2 separate regions of the Homo sapiens genome follow, and region 1 is linked to region 2. A link is a loop called in an ENCODE intact Hi-C map of the cell type or tissue named here. Cell type or tissue: HepG2. All regions are shown on one strand. Links, peaks and the distances in the headings refer to the core of each region. The heading gives the core; the rest is flanking DNA.

Region 1 (5,385 bases), core at 103-5,102, 640 kb before region 2:
CCACGCAGGCCGACCTGACCAGTGCCAGTGTCTCACAGGCCACATGGTTCAGCACGTTGTGCCCACAGGTGGGCAGGTGCATGGTCAGTGCCGTCTCCATAGCAGAATTAGCCAGGCCCACTAGCCAAGAGACAGCTGCCAGTGCCATGCAGAGCCTTGGGCTCATCACTGCTATGTAACACAGGGGGTCGCAAACAGCCACGTAGCGGTCATAGGCCATTGCGGCCAGCAACAAAAACTCGGTCCCTCCGAGGGCCAGGGAGAAAAAGAGCTGGGTCCCACATCGGGCAAAGGAGATGGTCTTTCTTTGCTGGTGCAGTGCACCAGCATCTGAGGGACCCTGCTGGAGGTGTAGCAGATGTCCACAAGTGAGAGGTTGCAGAGGAAGAAATACATGGGCAGGTGGAGTCTCACGTCCAGCCAGATCAGGAGCAGGATGAGCCCATTGCCCAGCAGGGTCAGCAGGTAGGCAGCCCCAAATAAGATAAAGAGTCCAGCCTGGGTCTGCCTGTCACTGGAGAGACCCATTAGGATGAACTCACTCACCCAGGTTATGTTGTCCCTTCCCAGTTGGGACATTGAACCTCACTTCTTCAATCTAGGTGGTTAGGAGGGAATGCAAAGGTCTTGGAGAAAAGGACATTTGGTTTCTGACACTAAACCAAATTCTGAGAGGTTCTGAAGGACAAAGTCCCTGTTTTGGCCATCCTTTCACGTCGAGGACCGATCACAGTTACAGTTGTGTAGGAGGTAATCTATCAATGTAGAAGGAATGATAGAGAAGAAAGGATGAAAGAAGCAAAGAAAAACTAAGGAAAGACAATAGGAAAATGGAAAAGGAGGGAAGGAATGTGGAAGATATGAAAGAAAGGAAGGATTCTTCACTGTGGGGAAGCAGTGGGTAAAGTATTGTAATCAGACACTTGAGAACTGTAGGCATGTCCTAGGATTTCTCAGCTCATTTCTTAACTCTGGATTGAGCTGCTCTTCCTGCTTCTTCTAGGGTCCACTAAGTCCAGACAGGAATCCTCTCACATCCTTTTCATTTCTCCCACAAGTCCAGATAAAGCTGAAGTCCTTGAAACCAATATCTACTAATCCCCTGCTGGTGTGCCAGGGTCTGTGCCAGGCATTGGTTACCTGCTGGTAAGTAAGAAAGATAGAAACACGGGCCCTTGCTTTCTTGATTCTTATAATTTATCTAGGGACACAGAGATTACATCAATAATTACAAATAATTAATTAAGTATAATTGTGCTAAGTGCTATGAAGGAGAAGAACAAGGTTAGTATTTGGCTAATTAAATTTGGAGCTTTGTAATTAAATTATGACAGTAGTTATGCCTTACTCCTTAATAACATGCAATTTATATAGTGAGTTTCAGGCATTTATTTAGATGTTTAAACAAATGATTAACAAAGTAATGTTGTGATGCAAGCGTTCGAAAACCAATGATACTCATGTATTACTACTGAGTATGAGGTGATAGAAACCCACAGAATCTTTTCAAACAGAGTGAATTCTCCCTTGTCAGCCAAGGTTGTACCAGTTCATCTCCCTTCTACCATGCTGACTGGTCCTCTTGAAAAATAAAATTAAGTGCCATCACTTTTTCTTAATATAAATATAATCTCCAGATGTATTTCCTGCTCTTAAAAAATTTAATTAACAAACTGATTCATTTATTAAAACATTATTGAGTATATCAGGCACTATGCTTTCAACCAACCTCTAGGAAATTCCACCTTTCAATGTTAGGGATTTGTGTTTAGAAAATCAGCAGTGCCAGAGGATCAAATAATAAATTTTTAAAAATGGATTTTGGTCAAATCTGAGAATCTAATGAGAGCATGTTTGTGCAAGCCACTACAGCCAGAGGACAAATGCCATACATCTGCATTAAGAAAATGAGAGCAGAACCACAGAATAAAATGCAAGAAAGCTGAAATGCATAATTCAATTTATGTTTCTTCTGGCTGGAAACATTGGTGGAGGGAGAGAGCAGAGAGGACCTGGATGGAGCTGGCATCTTGTCTCCATTCAGCCCTGGTCCTGCAGTGGCCAGAAGGTGTCACTGTAGAAACTGCTAAGAATAGAAACTGGCCTTGGGTTCTCAAGGTTGGAGATCAGGTTCTAGGGTCAGAGCCAGGGGCTGGAATTTTGACTGCTGCCCTAGGGAGATGGTTCCCTTGTATCAGCAGAAGTAGATCAATGCTGATCTACTATGATCAGTATGCTGCTTGTTACTATAGACAGAATCTTCACCTTCAGAGTTGGCCTCAAGGATTGAGATACCCTCCAGAAGGTAACCACAACTGTTTAAAATGAAAAGAAATATAGGGGCTAAGTGTTTCATTCCTTTCATTTTATAAACAAGGAAACCAAGGAATAGGGCTACGGTGATTTGCCCAGGTCTCAGATCTACCTGGAGACTAAGCTGGAACAAGGGTCAGGGCTGCCCTGCACATCTAGCTCTACCCAAGCCCATGAGTGAAGGGTGGGAAGGAGTTCTGAAAAGCTGTAGTCTAGGAAGGGAGGCACCTGAGGAACCTCAGATGGGAAGCTCAGGACAGCCATCTATCCTTGAAGAGAAAGACATGTGGTGTGGGGGTAAAGCTTTAAATAAGTCAAGGGGTCTGAGTTTGAGTTTGCCTCTTCCATTAGTCTGCTATGTGCAACTTACTAGACCTCTATGAGCCTCAGTTTCTTCATTTGAAATGCATGAATAATAATAATGCTTATCTCACAACATTTTAAGTAAGATCAGATGAACAAATGAATATGAATGTGCTTTGTAAAGTATAAGTAAACGTAAGTGGCTGTTACTATGCTCAACAAGTCCAAATTACAGAGGTAAAGTCTACCCAGTGCCATGGGGACAAGAAACAATAGAATATGTGCTATAAACGTCAGAAAGTTTTCAGAATGTGGGTCATAAAGCCCCTTGAAATGCATTATATTGCTTAAACCACCTAATTACAGAGACCCTGTTAAATATAGTGAAGAATCAAAGTAGAGGGTTCACCTGTACTCAGTGAGTAGGTAGTACATGCTCTGCACACAGTGTGAACTTAGTACTATTTTATTCCAATACATTTTGGTGATGTTTTTAGATGATGAAAAACTATTTTTATTGATAGATGGCCTCGTTCTTAGCTTTTTGGGACAGAGAATTTTATTCCACTTTTCTCACCTTGGTAAACATGTACTGAGCACTGTTCAGCGCCTGGTCCAGTGGAAGGTATTGGGATAACAAATCAATCAGTCTGGTCTCCTGCTTAGGAACTCAGCCTGCAGGGAGAATAGAAAGAGTGAGTCATCATGACCTTATCAGGGGAGTTTTCAGAGGAAGCTTGATGAAGACATCTGGTAAGAGGAGACATAGAGTCTGGCTATGTAATCAGCTCAGCAGATCTGTAGAAATAATAAAGTAGAAACAAAAAACAAAACAAAACAAAAACAAGAAATAGTGCTCTTGCCTCTTAAAAAAGTAGATGAGGTTTAAGGTATGCTAAGATTCATATAAGGAGGCCTGGGCTTCAAGCTGTATCAGGAAACCATCTACGTATCCATTGGGTACATTGCTACATTTTAAAGCCACAGTTTCTTCATCTACAGAATGAGCAAGTTAGATTAGGTACATTAAGATTTCTTCCAGCTCTAAAGATTTGTGATAAGTGAATATACATAATCTGTGGTTTAAAGTAGTATAGAAGGGAAAAATAGATCCTTTGGTGTTTGATTGCTCTAAGCATGCATAGCTAGTGGGACTGTAGGCAATGAGATATGAATTAGTGGGTTTTGGGTTCAAAGGATTCAGATCTCACACATAGCTGATTGGGGAGGTGTCAATGAACGGGACTAATTGACTCAAAACCAGAGACTAAGGAAACGGGGAAGAGGACTACACCAGTAGAAATGGCAAAACTACTTGGGCCAAGGCTGAAAGGCTGGTAGCCTTCTGATACGTAAGCCTCCTTCCTAAGCACTGCAAAAGAAACTACCATCAGAGTGAACAGGCAACGTACAGAATGGGAGAAAGTTTTTGCAATCTACTCATCTGACAAAGGGCTAATATCCAGAATCTATAATGAACTCAAACAAATTTACAAGAAAAAAACAAACAACCCCATCAAAAAGTGGGCGAAGGATATGAACAGACACTTCTCACCATCTTCTTTATCAAGAAAAGATGAAGGTCTATGTCTATCTTTGGTTCTTATACCAATCCAAGCCCTTCTCCATTCCTTCTTATCTCCAACAGAATAGAAATGCCTCAAGGCCAAGAAAAGAGTCATCTCCCTTTTGACTTCCATTCTTTAGTTTTTAAAATGTATATCTACATATACTGAGCACTTCAGTTTATGCTGTTGATTTGGTGACTGACAAGAACTAGGACTCTATCAAGTGGCTTGAAAACACTGATTTATATCATCTAGGTCACGGGAGGAATTCAAAGAGCCTCCAACTACAACCAGTGAGAAAAACAGTGGAGGATCACAAAACAGTCCCGGGTGCTCCCAGGAATTTGGGCTTTATCCTCCTACCACCTCCTCTTAGCCTTCCTTGTGGGTGACTCACCAAGGCTGAGTGCTCACTTCATGCACAGGACATTTTGAATGTGGAGATGTACATCTCTTAGAAAGTCCTTGATACAGTTGTTCATCCTCTTCTTCGTGATGCAGGCTTTACTTTGTCAGTATTAGCTGATAACTTTTCAGAATTTAGGCATCCCCAGAGGGAAATTACTTGCTCTTGGTGTGTTTCTTACTCATTCTTCCCCACAGCTACTTCTCTGCAACCACAGCTCCCTCCTCTACTAAGTTCCCTGTGGAATACATATTCTAAAAACATTTTATTTCAACTTTTAATTGTCCTTCTAGTTCCTAGCATAATGAGCCCTTCTGTAACTCTTTTATATCTTTTACTGCCCTTCAATGCTGTGGCATCACTGAGGACTTTTAGTAGAAGTTGGGATTCAGAAACATTTACTTTTCTGACCTGGTGAGAAGGGACTGAAAGTAATTGAGATAGGAAAGAGAAACTAAAATTTTAGAACCTGGTCTCCTTCCTAAAGGAAGAAAATGAAAGCACCTTCACCCCTCCTCCCACACACCTAGTTTTAGTGACAGTGACATCTAGTTTTAGAGTGGTGAGGACACATCGCACATTAGAATCATCACATCCATGGCCTGGGAGCCATTGAGAAGTCTCAAGTTCACAGTCATTAAAATAGTTCTGCAGGTTCTTTGATGGTCTCCCACATCACATTCCTGTTGTGTTTCCTTTGCATATTTTCATATTACTAGAAGTTTTTTCTTTATCAGCTTTCCTAATACTGATCTCCCGGTTCTTGGCCATCTTCCACAAAGTTTTAATTTCTTC
Region 2 (5,385 bases), core at 113-5,112:
TATACAGTTTGGATGTAGTTCACGTCTGATTAAATTTCACTTTCACTAAGAATTCTATTTGTTTCTTTCTTTATTCCTGCTCTTTAGAAATAGTTTATTCTAGGCTGCTGGGGTTTTTTTCCCCGAAATTCCTTACTTTACAAAAATTACAAATAAAACTATAAACCCAGATTTGCTTAATTATGAATTTAGATTAACCAAACAATTGTATTTATTTGGTAATGACTGGATTTTTTTTTTACTCCTAAAGCATCCAAATGCCTGCTACCTAGGTCACTGGGCCTTGGAACAGTAGGAGCACAGATGTGTACACCACAGATGGGAGCCAGGAGGGACTAAAAATATGCAAAATATCCATGTGCTTGGAGGTCTCAGGGATAAAAGGCTTCTCCTTTTCAGCTTGATTCATTGGGACATTAACACAACATTTGCTGTGTCCAAAAATTGACAACTACCATTCTGGCATTAAAATTATATTGTGCAGAAAATTAAACAGTTTCCTATTTCAAATATGTGCTCATTGGAAGTTCTGTACATACATATCTTTTAACTGTATTCTGCTTTCATGAATCTAAAAGTAAATCAATTATTATAAAGTCAAAAGTATATCAGCTAAACTGATGAATTTTTTATGTCAATTTCAGATTGTTAAAAATATAAACAAGGTTACAAAGAATAAGTACAATCTCCTGCTCACTATGGTTCAGGTACATTGTGTTTCTTTCTTTCTCTTCCCAGAACTCACCAAGTGCATCTTGTTCAGAGACTTTGCGTTTACTGTTCCATTACTGTTCTCTGTGTAGAGAATGATCCTCTTTTGGCTCTGGGCAGGGTTGTGGCCTTCATGGTTTAGGTTCCACTCACCTGTCTCCTCTTAAGAGAGACCTTTTCCAACCATCCCATCTAAAGGAGACCCCCCTCAAATCAAGTAGCTTTCTATTATTTTACCTAGATTATTTCCTTCATTGTTCTTTTCATGGCCAGCAATTATCTTTACTTGTTTACTCCTGGTCTTTTACAGTGGTAATGAATCATGCCCTCTCTCTGTTCCAAGTCTGGAAAAAATGAGTTGAATAATACATGAAAGAATCGGATATAATTCAAAAAGGTATTTTATTAATAAAGTCTGTTGAAAAGCATGGTTTATATTTTCAACAAAGTTTCTCTCCAAATTAAAATCACAACCATTAGCTGACACCCCTTCCCCACCTCCAAATGGGACTGAACATGCTCCTGATACCTTAATCCCAAGCAGATAGAAATGCATGCAGGTGAAACAGAGAACAGAGAAAGGTCACCCTCAGTTTCTCTTTCCTGTTTCACAAATCATATAAATTAGGGGAAAGAGAGAGGCAGGTATACTCTAAAACAATTTTATCCAGGGGCATAGAGGTTTCCTTCCCTAAATAGAAATGTGAGGTGTGGAAGAGAAGCACATCACCTTAATATTACTTCTTTATAATCTGCCTCCCTTTCAGAATGTGTTTACATCATCCACAGCTGGGCCTCTAAAGCTTAGAACAGTGGCTGAAACAGATCATGCACTCAAGGATCATTCGTTAAGGGATATACAAAATACAAATATAAGTTACAGAACATTGTTTGCTTATGAAAGTAACAGAGATTGTAATTGGTAATGCCTAGTACTGACTATGTGGCAAAGAGACATGATTCTTACACACTGTGGGAGGGAATTGCAATTGGTCAGATTTTCTAGATGGAAGTTAAAATAGGGATAAAAACCTTAGAAATGTCTGTATATTTAGCATCTGCAATTTCACTTTTAGAATATGTTCTAATAAATAATTATGAATATAGGCAAATCTTAAGTTTAAGAGAAATGTATCTCAATGCCAATAAAAATAAGAAATAAACAAAAATTCAAACAGTAAGAAATTCAGTAAATTGTGACAGAATATTGTGCCCCTTTAAAATAATGTCCATAAAATATAATTTCGATACAGGAAAAGTATTATATTAAGTGAAAAATTGTAATGTTTAAATACTCTGTACAATACCCTATTTTAATATATAAATTTGAGGATCTACGTATTTACTAAAATAAAAGACATCAAAATTGTTTTTTTAAAAGTATCCTGTTGGATTTGAACCTTTAGCCTGATTTGAAAATAAAGATAGTCCTCAGGCTGTTTCTGGAATAAATGTGAAGTGTTAACAGAACAGCACCAGGTCACATGGTTTCTCCACCTGATGAGGCCATCCGTCCTGTTCATGGCCCTTGGTCGCCCCCTGCTGGCTGGATAGACCCAGACCCTCCAGGAAGAGCTCCTTAGAAAGAGCTCACCAGCTGGGGCTGCACCTGATCCCATCCCCATCACATGCTCAGATTCCATCTGAACAGCAACAGGGCTGCTGGCATGATCACAGGTGATGGAGAAGAATACAGTTAGGGGAACCGACAGCAACCCCAGTTGCCATAGCTGGGAATATATTGATGACAAAAGACTCTGTCACACTGGAAAGTAAGATAAGCTCTGAGAGATGTCAACATATTAAGTTATAATCGAGAAAAGAGTCCAATAAAATACAATTACGATACAGCGATCATCTTTAAATGTAACCACTTAATGTAAATTGGTTTTTCTTTTGAATTTCTTATTTAAAAGACCTCAGAAATGTCACCATGCTTAGTTATTTTAAAGATATATACATGTATTCATTGTATGTAGCCAAGAATTATTTCACTCATGCCTAATTTACAATAACAGATGCTGATGAAGAAGTAAGGAAAACTCTCAAAATAAAACTACAAACACCAGATATGGAAAAGAGGCACCTAAAGTTGCTGCTAGGGAGTACTGGCCAGCTTCTGAAAAGGAGCGTCTTATCTCAGAAAGCTTTAAAGAAACTACAAAATTGAAAGCTATTTAAAAGTGATTTCAAATCTGAAATAAGTGGGTAGAAAAGCCTGTGAGGAGGTGAGGGACAGTGAGCAAGCCCATGGCAAACAGAGGGTCCCCGTCCCTGCACATCTCAGACTGAGAAGGAAGCAGGATGAGCAAGTGAAACCACCTCATAATGCAACATTTGTCAAGGTCCTCTCTTCTCAAACTACGTAAAAATCAAGATTTCACACTGAAAGGGAAGCAAGGATACTTGAGTTCTTCAAAATAACACATGTGCGTGTGTATCCCCTTATGTAGGGTATATTATAATAGATCCTGTTTTGTTATATTTTATTAAATGTTATATACATGTACACATACACACACAAATATATATACACATATACATGTATGTATTCTTATTATTCCATTGATACAATGCGATTTTTTCTCATTTTTATGAGCACACTTGGTTAGTTTTGGCAACATATCTGAGAATAAATTCTAGAAAATTCATTCAAAGTTATAATTTCTAAGTGCTCCCTCTGTGCATCTTTGACTGGCCCACAGCTCTGACCTTCCTGTCCTAGATGTCCACAAGAGCATGGAAGGCAACAAGACATGGATCACAGACATCACCTTGCCGCGATTCCAGGTTGGTCCAGCACTGGAGATTCTCCTCTGTGGACTTTTCTCTGCCTTCTATACACTCACCCTGCTGGGGAATGGGGTCATCTTTGGGATTATCTGCCTGGACTGTAAGCTTCACACACCCATGTACTTCTTCCTCTCACACCTGGCCATTGTTGACATATCCTATGCTTCCAACTATGTCCCCAAGATGCTGACGAATCTTATGAACCAGGAAAGCACCATCTCCTTTTTTCCATGCATAATGCAGACATTCTTGTATTTGGCTTTTGCTCACGTAGAGTGTCTGATTTTGGTGGTGATGTCCTATGATCGCTATGCGGACATCTGCCACCCCTTACGTTACAATAGCCTCATGAGCTGGAGAGTGTGCACTGTCCTGGCTGTGGCTTCCTGGGTGTTCAGCTTCCTCCTGGCTCTGGTCCCTTTAGTTCTCATCCTGAGCCTGCCCTTCTGCGGGCCTCATGAAATCAACCACTTCTTCTGTGAAATCCTGTCTGTCCTCAAGTTGGCCTGTGCTGACACCTGGCTCAACCAGGTGGTCATCTTTGCAGCCTGCGTGTTCATCCTGGTGGGGCCACTCTGCCTGGTGCTGGTCTCCTACTTGCGCATCCTGGCCGCCATCTTGAGGATCCAGTCTGGGGAGGGCCGCAGAAAGGCCTTCTCCACCTGCTCCTCCCACCTTTGCGTGGTGGGACTCTTCTTTGGCAGCGCCATTGTCACGTACATGGCCCCCAAGTCCCGCCATCCTGAGGAGCAGCAGAAAGTTCTTTCCCTGTTTTACAGCCTTTTCAATCCAATGCTGAACCCCCTGATATATAGCCTAAGGAATGCAGAGGTCAAGGGCGCCCTGAGGAGGGCACTGAGGAAGGAGAGGCTGACGTGAGACATCTCAAAGGGAACCATGGGGAGGGAGCCTTGCTCCCTGCAAAATATAGAAGTTGGCTTTTTTTTTTTGTCTTCTGCTAGAATAAATGCTACCTTAAACTGGAATACTATAGACCTATACATATAAACTGAAGACACAAATCTTTTAGAAAAGATAGGTAAATGCATTTATAATACTGGATAGGCATAAATTCATAAAGAAGACACAAAAGTCCCTAGATATAAAATTTTTAAGTTCGATAAATATAGGACCTCTTCACATTAATCATTGTGCTCATCAAAGTCACCATTAAGAAAGAAGAAATGCAAGCCACAAACCAAGTGATCGTATGGAAACTACATGTACCCAGAAATGGAACTATTGTTCATACAGTACATAGAAAGAACTCCTTTAAATCAGCAATAAAAAATATAAACAACCAAATTTTATAAAATTAGCAAAACATGTGAACATATACTCTTACAGAAAATACAAGGGGCTGATAAACATACAAATGCTGCTTTCCACCATTAGTAAGCAAGGAATTGTAAATTAAAACCACCATGAGATACTATTATATACCCACTAAGATGTCTGAAATTTTTAATGGCTTATTTATCATTGAGGTTATTGGAAATCTATTTCTAATATTGGAAATGGTCGATACTAGCAGAGTTTGTGCCAATAGTAGCCAAGTCACATTGAGTTAACAGGAGCATAGTACACATCCTCAAGATCAATAATTAGTGACACTTCCTGTGAAGATACACAGGTTAATGCTTAAGGCTTTGAGGGCCATCTTCTGCGTCAAAACAACTCAACTCTGACAAAAGCAGCCATAGACAATGTGTAAACAAATGGGTGTGCCCGTGTTCCAATAAAACTTTATTTGTAAAAACAGGTGGCTGCTGGAATGGTGCCCAGGGACAGTAGTTTGTGAACCCTTGTTCTAGATCTTAAAACTAGCATAGTTCCAGCTGATCCCACTTTAGAGACCCTCACTGGGTGGGGCCTCAGGGA

What was found. Peaks named below come from ENCODE experiments on the same cell type or tissue, not always from the same donor. Only the 100,000 strongest peaks of a DNase experiment are listed, where the experiment ranks them.
Region 1: it touches region 2 in a loop (23-fold over the local background); 4 of 110 quality-filtered maps call a loop at or near these places.

The regions. Positions count from the first base shown.
Region 1 is chr7:143,488,833-143,494,217 of GRCh38, forward strand. All of the region lies in intron 2 of EPHA1-AS1 (EPHA1 antisense RNA 1), which reads left to right. LOC105375547 (a long non-coding RNA gene) reads left to right here and starts at 4,145. Exons shown (of 2, transcript XR_928075.3): 1 at 4,145-5,385. It also overlaps the pseudogene OR2R1P. RefSeq lists a silencer at 3,144-3,438. In HepG2, for the core only: a CTCF peak has its summit at 2,069 (motif pointing right); a DNase peak (open chromatin) is centred at 2,079.
Region 2 is chr7:144,125,663-144,131,047 of GRCh38, forward strand. It overlaps OR2A14 (olfactory receptor family 2 subfamily A member 14), which reads left to right. Exons shown (of 2, transcript NM_001001659.3): 2 at 3,417-5,385. The coding sequence starts at 3,451. The coding sequence ends at 4,383. Among named protein-coding and RNA genes, the nearest start is that of OR2A14, 5.2 kb to the left of the region's middle. In HepG2, for the core only: a CTCF peak has its summit at 2,248 (motif pointing left); a DNase peak (open chromatin) is centred at 2,229.